Regions from separate parts of the Mus musculus genome. Here region 2 is linked to region 1. A link is a loop called in an ENCODE intact Hi-C map of the cell type or tissue named here. Cell type or tissue: heart. All regions are shown on one strand.

The links. Peaks named below come from ENCODE experiments on the same cell type or tissue, not always from the same donor. Only the 100,000 strongest peaks of a DNase experiment are listed, where the experiment ranks them.
Region 2: a loop joins it to region 1, with 3 times the contacts of the local background. A loop is called at or near these places in 9 of 42 quality-filtered maps.

The regions. Positions count from the first base shown.
Region 1 is chr5:8,052,876-8,060,875 of GRCm38, forward strand. Sri (sorcin) reads left to right here and starts at 3,667. Exons shown (of 8, transcript NM_001080974.2): 1 at 3,667-3,764; 2 at 4,663-4,746; 3 at 6,478-6,547. The coding sequence starts at 3,714. It also overlaps the pseudogene Gm15730. In heart, a CTCF peak has its summit at 3,741; DNase peaks (open chromatin) are centred at 1,146, 3,066, 3,726 and 5,396; H3K4me3 peaks cover 2,074 bases; H3K27ac peaks cover 2,854 bases.
Region 2 is chr5:8,420,179-8,428,178 of GRCm38, forward strand. It overlaps Dbf4 (DBF4 zinc finger), which reads right to left and starts at 2,538. Exons shown (of 12, transcript NM_013726.3): 1 at 2,289-2,538; 2 at 1,043-1,215. The coding sequence starts at 2,334. Slc25a40 (solute carrier family 25, member 40) reads left to right here and starts at 2,660. Exons shown (of 12, transcript NM_178766.5): 1 at 2,660-2,861; 2 at 7,018-7,089; 3 at 7,230-7,338. The coding sequence starts at 7,239. In heart, a CTCF peak has its summit at 3,541; a DNase peak (open chromatin) is centred at 2,623; H3K4me3 peaks cover 3,173 bases; H3K27ac peaks cover 2,240 bases.

The DNA.
Region 1 (8,000 bases):
TGTAAAACAGTGTGATTAGCCAAGACATCACGAACGTTCTCTCTAGAGAACCGATTTTCTTCTAGGTTTAAACTTGAAACAACTCTCCTCAGCCTCTTTTAGCCACAGCCTTCAGTCAGGGAGACATGCCTGAAAAAAATTGTGTAAAACTTAGTACATTGTTTTAGAATGAATGATAGTATTCTGGTTCCCATGAGAAAGCCCTCTTCTGTATAAATACACAGCATGGTGCTCTGTTGCTGAGTTTCTTCAGATGGCTCATGGATGGCAGTGCCTGTATCTTGGACTCATAGTTTGGAGATATAGGGCTAAGAAGGTGATCTTATTCCACTGAGGTTTTTAATTTGATTCGAAATTAAAATGACAGAGGGTCGGGGCGGCTGTCATCTTTTATAGGTCCTACTTAGGGATGAGGTAACTTGATCTTGTGAAGGCAGACATGAGGATTTTTGTGAAGTTTCTCTGTCTCTTGGGTTCTTTTTCTGTATTGTCCTAATGCTTCAGGAAGTTCTCCCCTAGGGAAAAGCATGAGTGTAGCTTAGTGTTTTATAGTCTGTTTTTTATTGTAAAAACTTAGGCCTTCAACTTACATTGAGAGTAAAAGCCTGGTAGGACACCTTGGGAAAGTTACTTGCTACTCAGTTCCCTAATCTCTAAAACACAATTACAAATTCCTCTGATAGTGTAGTGTCATAAGGAAGCGTCTAGCATGACACTTGGCACATGCCAAGAATGTGAGAAGTTGCCTATTTCATTCCCTCTCCACGCCTTCTGTGAAAATAAATACGAAAGCCATGAAAGATGATCACACTTCAGCTTTGCAATGGTGATACTGAATCTTTATCCTTTGCTTAGGTTCCATAATCTTAGTCTGTGAATAACAGGGTTTGTGTCGCATGCATAAACATTGAAAGGATAGCCTGTCATACGACATATGCAAGCCACTCTTGGAGAGTACACAGGGTGGGAGACAGGCAAGCCATGGTCTCACCCTGTTCCTCTCACATGTCTCACTGACCAATGGGCAGATTCCGACGTAGCCATTTTAATCACAGGCTCTTACACTGGGGAGTCACCATTCCTTGGTGTGACTCATCTACCAATACAGTAGACTTTATCCTAAAACCAGCAAAATTGTTTGCTAAGGGCCATACTTCCTGAGTCATAAGCTGGCCGTGGTTCACAAGTTGCTCCCTGAGGGCCACATCTGGCCTGCCTCTTTGGGAGAACATCTGAGAGCTAGGAATGACATCTCTTCCTGTCTTTAAAAGATAGGAGGAATAGAGTTATTCTGACATTCAACAACGATATGAAGTTCAGTGAATGAAGTTGCTCTAGATCACAGTCACACTGTTGACCTGTGTTCTATCCTTAGACACCACCAGGCTATGAGAGCCAAGAAGTTGCTATAGGGAGCATGTGATGGAAAATATTTACTATCTGGACATTTTCTCCCCCATCCCCACCTCCACCCCCACCCCGGGGGCGGAGCTAGAGTACCTAGCACCATAGCCCAGCTCTGAATTCATATCCTCCTTTCTTTGTCTTGTCTCAGCTCTCGTTTCTCAACTGCATAAAACTGCATAACAAAAGCGCCTATCTCACAGGTCTTTGTGAGGACTACACAAATAGGCAAAGTTTATGAAGGTCTGACACTCATTAATTACTGTGTGTGTGTGTGTAATTTATCTTTGTTTTCATCATTAATTTGTTGGCAATCGCTGTAAGGATTTCATTTACAGCCCTCCATTAAAATTCACTTCTTAAGGGAGGAGTAACCAGAGTCTAATGTCTCCTAATGTGACAATTAATGTAGTCGCTTATCCATAAAATGAAGCCTGCATTAGTCACAAATGCTTTATTGGTGACACATATTTTTTGTGATATTTTCAAACTCGAGTCCTGAAAGAGCTTAAATTCAAGTGTGAGTTGAGCCCTGTTCACCTAGCCGATTAAAGTTCCAAACTACAGGACAAAACCTCAGAATGCCTAATCAAAGACCATGGTATTTGAGAACAGTAATTTTATCTCCAGAAGCAGACGTAAAACAGGCTACACCTTTGCTACGTGATCACAAGGACTATTGGAATTGTTTCTCGCTATTTAGAACTTTCTGTTTTGGAGCTTATGTATCCAAAGAGAACTTGGTCACACACTATGGTCAGTCTTGTTCATTAAAGTGTTTCTCAAAATGTTAAAAACAAAACCAAGAGCGGAAGTGCCCTCCTTTCCTTTCTGCTGGGTACCGCTGCCTGCTGTCAAGATGGGCAAGTTCATGAAACCCGGGAAAGTGTTGCTGGTCCTGGCCGGATGCTACTCCGGTCGCAAAGCCGTCATCGTGAAGAACATTGACCATGGCTTCTTGGACCGCCCTTACAGCCATGCCCTGGTGGCTGGAATTGACCGCTATCCCCAAAAAGTGACAGCTGCCATGGGCAAGAAGAAAATCGCCAAGCGATCCAAGATCAAGTCCTTTGTGAAAGTTTATAACTACAACCACCTCATGCCCACAAGGTACTCTGTGGATATCCCCTTGAACAAGACTGTTGTCAACAAGGATGTGTTCAGGGACCCAGCTTTGAAACAAACGCAAGGTCAGGCGGGAGGCCAAGGTCAAGTTTGAGGAGCGATACAAGACAGGGATGAACAAATGGTTTTTCCAGAAGCTTCGCTTTTAGGTATATTTTTGTTTCGTCATTAAAAATAAAAATAAATTAATAATAACAACAACAACAATAATAATAATAACAATAAAGCAGGCAACCGTTGGTGACTCTCATCTGGGGCTGAGGCCATGAGAGGCTACCCTGAGAACCTGGATCTCAAAAGGAAAGAGTAAGAGCAAACAGTCAAAAGCAAACAAACAAAACATCGACCAACCAACACTGTTCAGTCCTTAACAGTCCGGAGCCAGCAAACAATTACCTCTTGTTGCAATTGCACCAAAAAACAAAAAAGAAGCCGTGAAACATCTGAACAACCCACGTGAGTTTCACATCCTTTCCAGGAAGCTTCACCACTGGGGTTGTTTCTATTCGAATCATCCAGAAAATTAAACAATTCACTTTCCTATGAATGACCTGGGTGAGGCTGTCCTGCCTAGAAACTGCCCTCTTCTACCCCACCCCACACACCCACGCCTAGCAATCGCACCTGAGCTACACTCAGCTTAAACGGTTGGCAAAGAAACAGGCCACCCTCAGTCAAAGCTAAAAGCCCACTTGCATGGTTCAGAAGTTTTCATCAGGTTTTCAAAGTTTTTTTTTTCCTATTTTGTAAAGTGTCTCCTTCGCCCACTGGAATTGTTCTCCCCTTCCCTACAGTTGTGCATAGCGTTCTTATCCCGTCCTCTCTACCCAACAACCCGGTGTAAATAGTAAATGTTCTACAAAATAGCACAGTAGGAAGAAGGGGGGAAAAAACCCTCCCCTAGCTGTGCGTGGATGTCGGAATGTGCCACTAGGTCGAGAGGGAGAATGGGTCCTGATATAAACTCGTCTGGGGTCCTGGGTCATCGCCCGAGTGTGGGTCGCAGACGGCGCTGACACAGCACAGAGGCAGCAGGGAACGGGCGGCACTCGGGATGCCGCGGGGCGATCGGGGTGGGTGGCGGCGAGCGGCGGCCCCCGCGGGGCGGCGTGGTGCGCTCCGGGGCGGCTCTGGGCCGGACGGGCGGAGCAGCAGACAGGCAGGGCGGAGGCGCAGTCTGCACCATGGCGTATCCCGGGCACCCTGGCGCGGGCGGAGGGTACTACCCAGGCGGGGTAAGTGCAGCGGACGAGGGCACAGCAGCCTCTGGTCTCCCGAGACTGGAAGGCGCCACGGACGAGCGGGAGGAGGCGTCGCGGGCGGTCCCAGATGCTCCCTGCGAGCTCGCCTGGACCCTGATGTCCAGCCTTGGCTCCATTTTTCTTCCCCATCTCTTCCAAGGGCCTTTCCAGGGCCCACCGGTGGGTGGGCTGCGACCCAGGAAGCCCATTCTGTAACTCGGATATGTGGCGTGAGATAGTGCAAGTTGGTGTTGACTTCCTGCTCTCTCGGAATGTCCCCAAAGCAACAACAGCCATCTTGATCTAGAATGGTTCTGTGGTCACTCCCTTGAAAAGAAAGTGACAGGGAGACCAGAAAGTCTGGAGAAATGAGCTGAAGTCCTAGAGGAAGACCACTTAGGCAGATGTGGGAGGTGTACTGTCAGAGACAGAGGGACCCTCATTTTAGATATAACCGGGCCGGCCATCCCTGTTCTTCCCAAGCCACACCTGTCAGCCCTGTACTAACTCCAGCCTTACTTAGTACTTCAAGTACTTCAAAAACACCGCAAAGGCTGTAAAAACCAACAGGAAAACAGTCCTAAGCCTAGCCACCAGGTTGCTTCCGGTGCACTGACCTCTGTAAGCTGGTTAATAGGGATTTTTAAAGTGGGTCTGCGTTTAGTGGCCATCACTCTCATGAAACTTGTTTTGGACCAAGTCTCCAGCTTTTAGATGTCAGGAGCAGGAGTGGACAAGCCTGGTGGGTCACTGAGCTGAGTCAAGGTGGTGGGGAAGATAGAGACTGTGAAGGTCGCACAGGCGTCAATTGTACAAAAGCCTTGGATGGTTAAGATAAATTCAATTCTCTCTGATGCCTTTACCTTTTTTTTTTTTCTTTTCTTTTTCACAGTATGGTGGGGCTCCCGGAGGGCCTGCGTTCCCTGGACAAACTCAGGATCCGCTATATGGTTACTTTGCTGCTGTGGCTGGACAGGTTAGCCTTTCCTTCAATACTGAAGAATTGTTATGTTCTGTTTGTGTTAGCATTTAGTGCAGTGGCACAAAAACAGTCTTTGCTCTGGAAATGAGTCCCTTTGCCTGAAAGAAGGTAAAAGGAAAGGAAGACTAAAACAGTCTTTATTTTAGATCTGGACAAATTTGGACAGAGTATTGCCTGTATCAATAATAGATCAGTTCAAAGCTTGTGATTGGACTGGGATTAGACTGACCCAAAGGGGGAATATAAATATACTTTGAAGATCTACAAAGTGTATACCTCCTCACTTGTATTGTCAGGATAGAACAAGGGCTGCTTACAGAGAAGAAATTCAAGATCTGAACATAAAACCTCTGCTTGCCTAACCTAAAGACAAATATTAGTAATTAATTATTTTATGGCCCAATTATGATAGTTAGCTACTTTCAGTTGAATTCGATAATTAATCATTTACCCACAAAGGAAGTAGAGAAGAGCTGTAAAGAAGCATCGGCTTCCAAGCACAAGAGTTGCTATCAGTATTCGGAAGGTAGCCTCCACCCAGGGGCAGGTGCTCTCTGGAGCTAGCGCTCCATGTCCTTATTAGGTGATGTGGCCAGATGACCCACGGAGGGAATGCAGGTCAGCTAGTCCCAAGTCCTAAGACCTACTTCCTCCCTCCGAGAGTTATGACCGATGCCTATGGCTATTGTGGGGAAGGACATGTTCCTAGGTTGCAAGGTCACTGTGTGTTTGTAAGTGTTCTGTGGACATAATCCAGATGTGTCCAGAGGGGACCTCCCTTCTTAGTCACCTTAGACTTGTTTTAAACAAGAGCCCAAAAGAAGGAAATGATGATTTGAAAAAACAAGCAAACAAACAAACAAACAAACAAACAGATATGCTCTAGAATATGCTAAGCAAACTTCTACGGCCACCTTGGAAGAAGTGGTACTCTAAGAAACAGAGCTCGGAGAATTTGAATGGAAAATTGAGTCGAAGACTGGGAGACTTTCCTCTCGAGTGTCTACTTAATATGTTATCGATCCGTGTTTTTGAAACCACAAGACATAGCACACCTCAAGACAAGCATTCTTAGATTGCCAGTGTCTTCAGCATGTAAGTGACTCCACCTGCTTGACTTTCAGCAGTGCTGGCCTCTAGTCCACACATTCATCTTCTTGCAAATTATTGATCTTGTTCCTAATTATAACTTAATGAGTCTCACCAACTTGGATTTATATATTTTATTTAAAATCCATAAAAATGTCATGTGTCTTATTCTGACCTCAGTCAACCAGTAAGTAGGTATTGGTACCCTGTATCTTTTCTATATAATTGTGCTTGGAAGACCCTGTTTGCTGAGTCAAACTGGTCCAAGAGCCTCTTTCTCCTTGGACCAGGCCTTGTATTTACTGATGCCTACAACTCTGTGATATACCCTACTTCCCCCCTCTTTCAAAAAAAAGGGTTGGAGGGATATGTTTTTAAACAATTCTGTTAACTAATTTTAAAATGATTGATTTTGATAGTTCCTTGGCTCAAACTGAATGCAGACTGTTGTCATGACAGTTATTCTCTCACCATTGAATTATTTTTGGAATTAGAATAAGAAGAATTTTGAAAGGCATTCCTTTAAAGAAATGCTACATATAATTATTTTCTCTTGTTAAATGCTGCTTAATGGCTTGAAAGTGCAAGTCACCACCCTGATTTCCTTTCCTGGTTTTTGTTTGTATTTTTTTAAAGGACGGACAAATTGATGCTGACGAATTGCAGAGATGCCTAACACAGTCTGGCATTGCGGGAGGATACAAGCGTAAGTTCGTGGTCTTAGGATCTGTCTAACAATACTCTTGTTCTCTGTACTTCAGCTGTGAACTGCGATTGTTCCTTTAAAGAAATCAAACTCTTCTCATCCACCAAGCTATTATTTTTAAAAAGTTAATTGAGCAGAGTTCCTAACAAGCCATTTCAGTTTACCAGAGAGGTTAGTGGACTTCTTGGATTTGGGTTCCTTGTATTCCAGGACCATTGGAACCAGTGAGACCATTTGGGTGGCCTCCCACTCAGAGGACAAGTTAGGGTGCTGAAATGGAATCCACTGGGTCAGGTATCGTTAATGCTAAGTGCTAACAGGTACCACTGATTCTACCAAGTGCTTGTTCTATCCTAACTCTGGTGGCACTGAGAGAGTGGCCAGTCTTGCTGTCTGATCTCTGGGCTCTGGGCTTACTCCCTGGTAATACAAACACTTGCAGGCCATGACACTGCCAAGGTCATTCTTTCTGTCACCTGAGAAGATGTGTTCATGCTGAGGAAAGCTTCCTGCTTTCACTCCATGCCAGCCTTCTGCTCCGTCCTCCATTCATTGCAGGCTGTATGTGCAGCCCCACTGTTTGTCACATAGCCTACCGTCCTGACTTCTCCAAACTGTGCTCCAGGAAGCAAGTAGGGAAATAAACGTTGCAAAGATGCTGAATTCTGGCTGGGGCTCATTATCCCACGTACTCTGGTTTTGTTTGGTTAGTTGTTTTGTTTTGTTTTGTTCAAATCTAATCTTGACCAAGAGAAGTGTCTGGGACAAATAATAGTGTCTTAGCTCAATTGTGCCCCCTTCTAACTTCTTCGCATTTGTTAGTAAAAGCAGAACATCAAATGGACACCTCAACGTCATAGTAAGCTATAAGTTAAAATGCTTAGAACTCAGACCTTAGGATTTTCAGTGGCACTTTCAGCTGTTGGAGGTGCTGTGTTCTCTAGATGGCCACCTTTAAAACACTGGCTTTCTCTTGTTCCCATGTACAGAAGCTGTACAGCCGCCAATCTTTTAAACAGAGATTCCAAATCATCGGCCACAGACTTGAAAGTGGAAGGGTGCAAGTGGGATACTACAGATCAGAACCAGTCATCACTAGAGGGGGACTCAATGGGAGGAGTTCCAGTCTCCAAAATGGAAATTCATATTTTCCTTTCCTTGATTTTGGTGGTTCCTCGACAAGAAGCTTGACGGAACCAGGGAGGGGCATCCTTCCTTGCTAGGCCTGAATCATTGTTTCTCTGGAAGAAAAGATGGCTGAGATATTGTGGTAGAGTGTAGAGAACCAGCGTACTGGGAAAACACCACATGGATAATTTTGAAACTATATACAACTTTTAAATATCAATAAAACCCCAAAATAGTCTTTTTTAAAAATTTATTTATTTATTTATTATATGTAAGTACACTGTAGCTGTCTTCAGACACTCCAGAAGAGGGAGTCAGATCTCGT
Region 2 (8,000 bases), 370 kb after region 1:
GGGCAGGCAAGGAAAATATCACATTAATGAGAAACTCTAAGAAACTCGTGAAGTATTCTTGTGAATTTTCAGTCTGGGAACAAAATGTTCAAAACTGCTAACTTTCAGTCCAGCAGAAACCTCTGAAAACAGTAAAAATCATAATAACCACATTTGCTAGATTTTAGGTAACATTAACAATACACCTAAGAAATCTTAGAGTTTTGCCAAAGTTTTCTAATCATAAAAAAATGGATACAACAGGGAAGGCACTTTACTACTACTCTGTGGGGTATGTTGGCGCACACCTTTAATCCCAGCACTCAGGAGGCAGAGGCGGGTGGATTTCGGAGTTCAAGGCCAGCCTGGTCTACCAAGTGAGTTCCAGGACAGCCAGGGCTAAACAGAGAAACCCTGTCTCAAAAATTGTTCCCTCCATGACAGGTGCCTGCTCACTGAGTACTTCTCTCCTGGCACGTAAGTATACATATACACACAAGTGTACACTAGTAAATTGTATGCCACATATATAATAATTATACATATACGTGTGTGTGTATATATACACACACACATACATACATGTATAAGTATATATATATATATATATATATATATATACACATACACATACATACACGTATATGTATAAAACTAAAGAATTATTTTAACACATAACAGCTCCCCTCAGTCATCAGTCAAATGGCTCCTGGTATTTTGAAAGAAAGGGCAGGTTTACTAGGACATAGGAACCTCATTTCTTTATACCAAACCACCAATCACAGAAACTTGACATTTTATCAGGCTACAAAAGGCTTTAAAAAAAAGCCTTTATCTTCTGATGTTGGGACTTGAACACAGAAAGTCTTTCACATGTCAGCAGGTGCTAGACCACTGGGTTACACTCCCAGTTCCCAAGTGATTCACTAATAACCAATAGCTCATCAAAGCTGCTACTGCTAAATGGCTGTAATTTCCAAAATGAAATGCCCTGGTAATTTATATTACAGAACGCCAAGTATTACTTTTCTCAACTTCTGGTGGGTGTGCGGTTCTCACTTACCCCTCCGAGTTCCTTTATATCTTTTTGTAGTTTCTCACATATGGTGATAGAAGGCAAGTCAAGGTAAAATATTTTTCCCCAAAGGGGCTTATATTTGGATTTTTCCAGTCTATTATCAGCCTTCAGGGATTTCAAGGATGGTCGATTCTTTTCATTTCTGTCTTGGATGCCACCTGTGATTACAAAAGAATCAGGCAACATTTTATGCAGACAAATTTTTAATTTATTTTACAAAAAATGTTCAACAGCTTTATTGCAGAAAGGAAACATTACTAGTCATAACAAATTAAGTCATTAGAATCTAAATGTTTTCCCTAATATTACCACTTAGGATGAAGGCAAACTGTCCTGTATGGTTTCCACAAAACTCTATACTGGAGAACAAGAGCTGAATCAGCAGAAAATAGTTATTATTTACTCCTGTTCCGTGTATGAAGCAGGAATTCTATAGAGCTGTTCTGGAAAACTTACCTTCTCATGGTGTAAACGTCATGTGGGTAATTAACAGGTCGGTGAAAACCCAACACAGGTGTTTCAAATATTTAAAGCTTATTTACCTAGGTAGCCACACACACTCATCTAGAATAAACAACCTAATTCTTAGGGGTTACTAAATGCTGGCATTTTGGTTTCATAGTTTGTCTAGTACTTAAAAGAACTAGACGAGGGAGTTCATGCACTTTGTTTACATATTAAGAACCTAAGCCCACTAAGGACTATGCCATCCATCTTTTATTTTAAAAGCAGATGAGAATCAAACATCTTCTTTAAACTTTCGAAGACAACCTGCACTTTAGTACTTAGTTACTAGACACACATGCACCTCTTAGGAATTTTCCCTATAATGAAAATTTTTTATATTAAACATTGAGATTGAAATCTGCTTTTGTCTATGAGGTTGAAACACACACACATACACCTCTCCGTCTCCCTCACGAGTGACGGGAACAGTCACAAATGGGCGTGGGCGCCTCCTCCGTGGGGCCGTCGGGGACCCGCGCATTGTCTGAAGCCTGCAGCCCCGGGAATGCCGGGTCGCTCGCGGCCGAGGCGGGGAGAGCATGAGGGGCCCGGCCAGCGTCGGTCCCTCACGGAGACCAACACCGAACGCCTCGCGGGCGCCGAGAACCCACAGAAACGCAAAAGCGGCAAGAGGCCCTCCGCAGGAAGACTCTCTAGAACCCTCCGTGGAACCAGCCAGGCAGGAAACGATTAAAGGGACCGCGGCGGGGGAGGGGCTCCATACCCGGGAGAGGTGCTTTGCTGTGGATCCTCATGGTCTCGAGGTTCATGGCAGCCACCAGGCACCTACATGCTGGGTCCGCACCGGGGGCCGCATGGAACGGCCGCGAACACAAAGCTCCCAGGGCCTCCCCGGCCCCGGCTCCGGCCTCGGCCTCGGCGCCGGGCCGCGCTTGAGGGCCGGTTCCGGCGCGGAGGCTCGGAGCAGGAAGAGGCTGTAGCTCAGACCCGGGAGCCGCGGCGGTTAAAGATTTGAAAACGCGTCACGCGACCGCGGCGCCCAGACGCGCTCCCCGCCCTTCCTACGCCGGGGCCGGCCTCGCGCAGGCTCCACCTGCCCCGCCTCGCGCCCCGCGGGCCCCGCCCCCGGATGCTGACCACGCCCCCGGCGCGCCAGCCCGCGGGGCCTCAGACCCGGCTCTCCCGCGTCCTCCTCGAGTTCCGGCTCCGCTCTGCATACTTGGAGTGTGGGGCAGCCAGGGCGGTGGACGCGGTTAGCCTCGGAGGCTTCACCTCGTGGTCGACATCACCTGCTAGGCTGGCTGAGACCCGGGCCTTGCAGTCGCCTCGCCACCAGGTACTCCAGTTAACCCTGTGTGGGACGCGGGGCCGGCCCTGGGCTCCCGCCGACCTTGCAGACGGGCCGCAAAGGTCCCGGGTGGCCGCGGTGGCGGCGGGGCCGGGGTCCACCCGCCGGATCCGACTCTCGCAGCCCTTTGGGTACTTTGTTCTGTACAGACCTGTTCTTTCTCTCTGTGTGTATAATTGTCCTTTTTGTAGCAATAAAAGAGTGGAAAATGAAGTCTCAGGGTTTTTCATCTGTAAAACGGGAATACGGGATTATGGTCAAGACGAAATTCAGGCGTACGTGATTTGTTTTAATTTTGCTTTGTAAATGAGAAAATGCCTCACAAAACTTGTTTGGAGTATACTTCTGCTCTCACCCATACAGACGTTATGCTTTGTACTGTTCTGCATTTCTTAACTCCTGGCTATAATAGACACTCCTTATAGTATTGATTTTTGATGGAGTACCCTCAAGACAGTCAGTACAAATAAGTATATTCAGGCACAGACAGGTGAATTGTGAGACTATTCGCCAAAGACAACATCAAGTTGGATTAGCATTGCTAAAAGAAATGATTTTGTTTTAAACAGGTTATGGACGGAGGCTGGAGCGACAGTCATCGAACTGTCTATCTGTATTAAACTGCTTTAGACAGTCGGAGCTAATTTGTAATCTCAAGAAATGTCCGGAGGAGGGAGCCAGAAAGGGAAATATGTTGAGACATTGTACTGATGAATTTGAATTAATATACATGTGCTTAACAGACCTTGAGAAGGAGGAGCAAACATTTTTTAAAAATGAGGAGAGGATTCAATTTTCAAAGCGTAAACTACGGAAAGGAAACAGAATTTCCATGTTTGTAAACTGGTTCAAATGTTTGAGAAGCACTAATACAGAGTAGAATTAAAGCCACGAGGGAAGGGGGAATGCCTTGGAGTAGAGCTTGTGAGATGAAGTGGAGAGTCAGGGGATGAGGCAGTGCGAGTGAGGAGAGGGAGAGCAAGCTGAGTTGGAAGAGACTGGGAACAAATCTTAATAATGGTGGGGAGGAATGGAATTTTTTTACAGAATTGGTGGTCCCAGCTTCCCAGCTAATCTAGGAATTGGATAATTCCGAGGCTCCGATTTAGTCTGTGAAGAGAGTACTGGTTCTTAGCTGTTAGGGGGACTAAGGGGAATGCGCTTGGAAGCAGTAAGCCTGGAACTGAAAAATTCTAATTACTGTCATGTTGATGACTTGACTCAGCTTCGTCCCCAACCGAGTTCAAACCGGTTAAAACCTGAACTATAGGCATCTGTGGTGGCTTGGGAGGTGCCACCCACTTCCTTAAGAGTAGTTAGAATGATAATAGAGGTAATTACAATTTGAGTGGTAATCTAGCTAAGTAATAGATAACCTGTGGACCTGACCTCTATGGTGGAGCACACTGAAGAAAGAAATGATGGAGAGGAAGAGGTGGCCGAAGGGAAAGGGGGTTGTTTTCTTTTTCTTAATTTCTTTCTTCCTCTCTCTTCTCTCTCTCTCTCTCTTTGATGTTTTCAGAATTTGGAAAAGATGTAATCATGTTTCTTTGGAAAATAAAACTGGAAGTTGTTTTATGCTCTTGTGAAAGGTGATTTATATTTCTTCTGAGATAAGACAATCAAAGAGTTGGAACCATGTTAGACTCATTATGTGTCATGTAAGGTATAATTCCAAACTATGAATAAGCAAAACATCTACTCACCACCTAGGTACTAGTGTTTTTTTGTTTTTTTGTTTTTAGTCAACTCCTAGTACCCCATGGAACCCAAGTTTTACAGCAGCCACAGGAAGAAGAGTTTGGTTGTATGAAGACAGAAGTCTCTACACATCCTGTCAGTAATCAGGACTAAATGAATGTGGTTTATGTTCTTGTTTCTTGTTTTGAGACAGTCTCCCTTGTAGTCCAACCTAGCCTGGGGCTTACTGTCTAGCCTAGGCTGGCTTTGAATTCAGTAGAGATCCTCTTGCATCAGCCTCCCAAGTGCTGAAATTTCAGGAATGATGACCATGCCCACCCTAAAGATCTTGAAAATAGACTTTAATAGATTCCTTAAGATGTAAAGAAGGCTTTACATACAAGAATAAATGAATTGGTCCAGAGTTATAGTAAGAAACTGTATTAAGTCACTCTGTTAAAAACTAGAAAGCATTGAGCAGAATTTTGTGCATCCAACTTGTTTTTGTTTTATTTTATTTTTTGAGACATAGTCTCAGTATATAGCTCTGGCTGTCATGGTCTACATGTCATTATGTAGACCAGGCTGGCCTCAAACTCAGAGATCTGCCTACCTCTGCCTCCCAAGTTCTTGGATGAAAGCTCGAAGTCAACTTGTGGTCCATAAACTAAATGCATCCTAGGATAGCTATGAATGCCCAGCACATTTGTAGACGGCAACATGATGTAATGGTGTCAAAAGTTTGGACATCCCTGGAACTAAGTGAACATTTATTTGGCTGAGTCAAGAGAACTTAATTCAGTTAGTACTGGCCTAGCCTTAAAGCAATTTTATGACCCTTGGACAAGTTCTAAGAGTGTGTGTTTTTGTGTTTGTGTGCATGTGTACACGTGTGTATTCTAGACACTGAACCAGGTACTTTGTGCTTTACACTGAGTTGTATTCCCCTTTGCTCTGTAATTTCCTTGTCTGATAATGAAGTTACTATCTGTGCAGTCTGCCTCACCATTTTTGTGATTATCAAAGGAGGCCTCATTAGCTTTCTCACATCATGTCAAACATAACCAAATGCACATTTTATATTCTTGCATTTAGATGACGAATACTTTTCTAATAACGCTCTCCTGTTTTACTTCTTCCATTTAAGCCTTTCTTGCCAAAAGGTGTTTTCTTTCTTTCCTATTCATAGTAAGCCTAACTTAGACCCAGTGTTTATCTACTGCTCATTTGAGGCCTGTAATAATAATTTTAGACTTAGCTGCCAACTGTTAATGCGTATGTAACGTTGTGGTAGAAGCATTTAAGGGAGCAGAGGGTACAGCTCATGACGTCCAGGAAGCAGAGCACAGGGAGGGGACAAGACCGTAAGGTTAAAGAGAGTTTGTGAACATCAGAGTGACATGCTGCCAGTGAAAGTGTACATTAGTCTGTCGGTCTAGAAAGGAAGTTTGTATCAAAATGTGTTTGTGAGAGACAGAGTCTTGCTGTGAAGTTCAGACTGGTTTGGACCTTCCACCCTTCCTTATCTGCTCCTGATTGCAGGTGCTCACCCCCACAGCAGGCTTTGTAGTAAGGGGGTTTTGTTTGTTTAACGCTTGCTTGGTTTTGAATTCTTTGAGACTGGGTCTCCCTGGGTTTTCTGGCTGTCTTGGAAGTCAAAATGTAGACCAGGCTGGCCCTAAACTCAAAGAGATTCTCCTGTCTCTGCTTCCCAGGTGCTGGGGTTAGAGGAAGGTGTCACCACACCCTTCTCTGTATTTTTAATAGTATAGCCTTAGTTTACACTTAGGTAAGTGTAGGAAGACTACAAAAAGATACATGAATTGGATATTATATCATCATGGTTTCCCACTGAGAATTTGAAAACCTAAGTATAAGAGATTGCTTAAGCATAATTATATACTATTCTGCAAGTGCTAAAAATGACATAAACATTTATCACAGTGTTTGTTTACATGTATAGCAGAGTACTAAACATAGATAGTATTTACTGTTTTTATAAAACAGCATATGTACATATATCAATATCTATGTGTTTGTATATGTATATATGACTTCCAAAAGTAATAATATTGCCTGTCTCATTAAGTTTTGTAAAGATACTGATTAAGGTTGTGTGCTTTTATTATATAACTATGCAACAATTATTGGCATGCAATAAAAATTGTGCTATATTTAATGGTAGTCTGTTCCAGAGTAGAGAAGATATCTAAGCAATGTTTATCTGCAAGTATCACTTAGCTGCTTTTGTTCTGGCTCTCGGTCAGAGGATGTTTCTGTACCTGTTGGTTACCTGTCCTGTAGACATGATGTTACTCGTACAGCTTAACCAAGCACATTCTTATCAGAGGCTATATGCTACTAGTGCCAATTGCACACTGGCTTCCATTTATAACTTACTTTTGGCAGTGATAAAAACCTGTGTTTTGATATAATTTTATTCTGTTCTATTTTGTTTGTTTAGTGCTGAGGATCAAACCCAAATGTTGGGCATGTTAGGCAAGCACTCCTGATTATTGTTCTTATAACTTAACAGGTAATTTTGAAGGCATTTGTCATTCAACTTTATTACATATATGCATAGATGTATTATATGTATACATATATATATGTGTATATATACACACACGCATATGTTATCTTAATTTTTGCTTTAATGGATTTTTTTTCAACCAGTTAAAAAGTATGGAGCCTGAAACTGAAGGGCCGCCACCAACAATCCCAGTGACTCCTCTTCAGCAAATGATTGCCTCCTGTACTGGAGCTGTACTGACATCACTAATGGGTAAAATTATGATACCGGTACAGATTATGTAACTTTGATTATTCTATCAGAGTTTATTATCTGTGAAGAAGTGATGTAGATTTTGAGGGGTGCGGTGTGGGATACCTGCACATTGCACATATGCATGTTTGTTATTTGTGCACGTGTGCATGAGGAAAACCAGGGCTATGTTAATAGACATTTTAAAAAACAACAAAAAAGAAAAAGGAGGGAGAAATATGTTTTTAAAATAAGAATTCTTGGAGGTCCCTATCAACATTATGAAACTTTAACAATTCTTTTAAGTCTTTTAAACTAGAAAAGGAATAAATATTTGCATATAGAATATCATAATTTGGGGTAACTTATGAGTTTCTCAAGTTTTGGTGGCTTTAGCTTCTTGTATTTCATATAGCCATAGTCAAATGGTATAAGTGATAGGTTAACATTTGAATGATTTTATGTTGACTAGTTTGTTTAATTAAGATAACAAGTGATTAGAACATATAAATCAATTGCTTTACCTTGTATCTTTAAGTTAGAATTCAAGTTCATAATGGCTTTAAAAATTATCTAATGTGACTTTCTTGTTCTCTTATGAGGAAAAGTTTCTTGAAACCACAATTTAATGTTTTTGGTTTTTTTTTTTTTTCCTATTTTCATGAACTAGAGCATGCAAATGA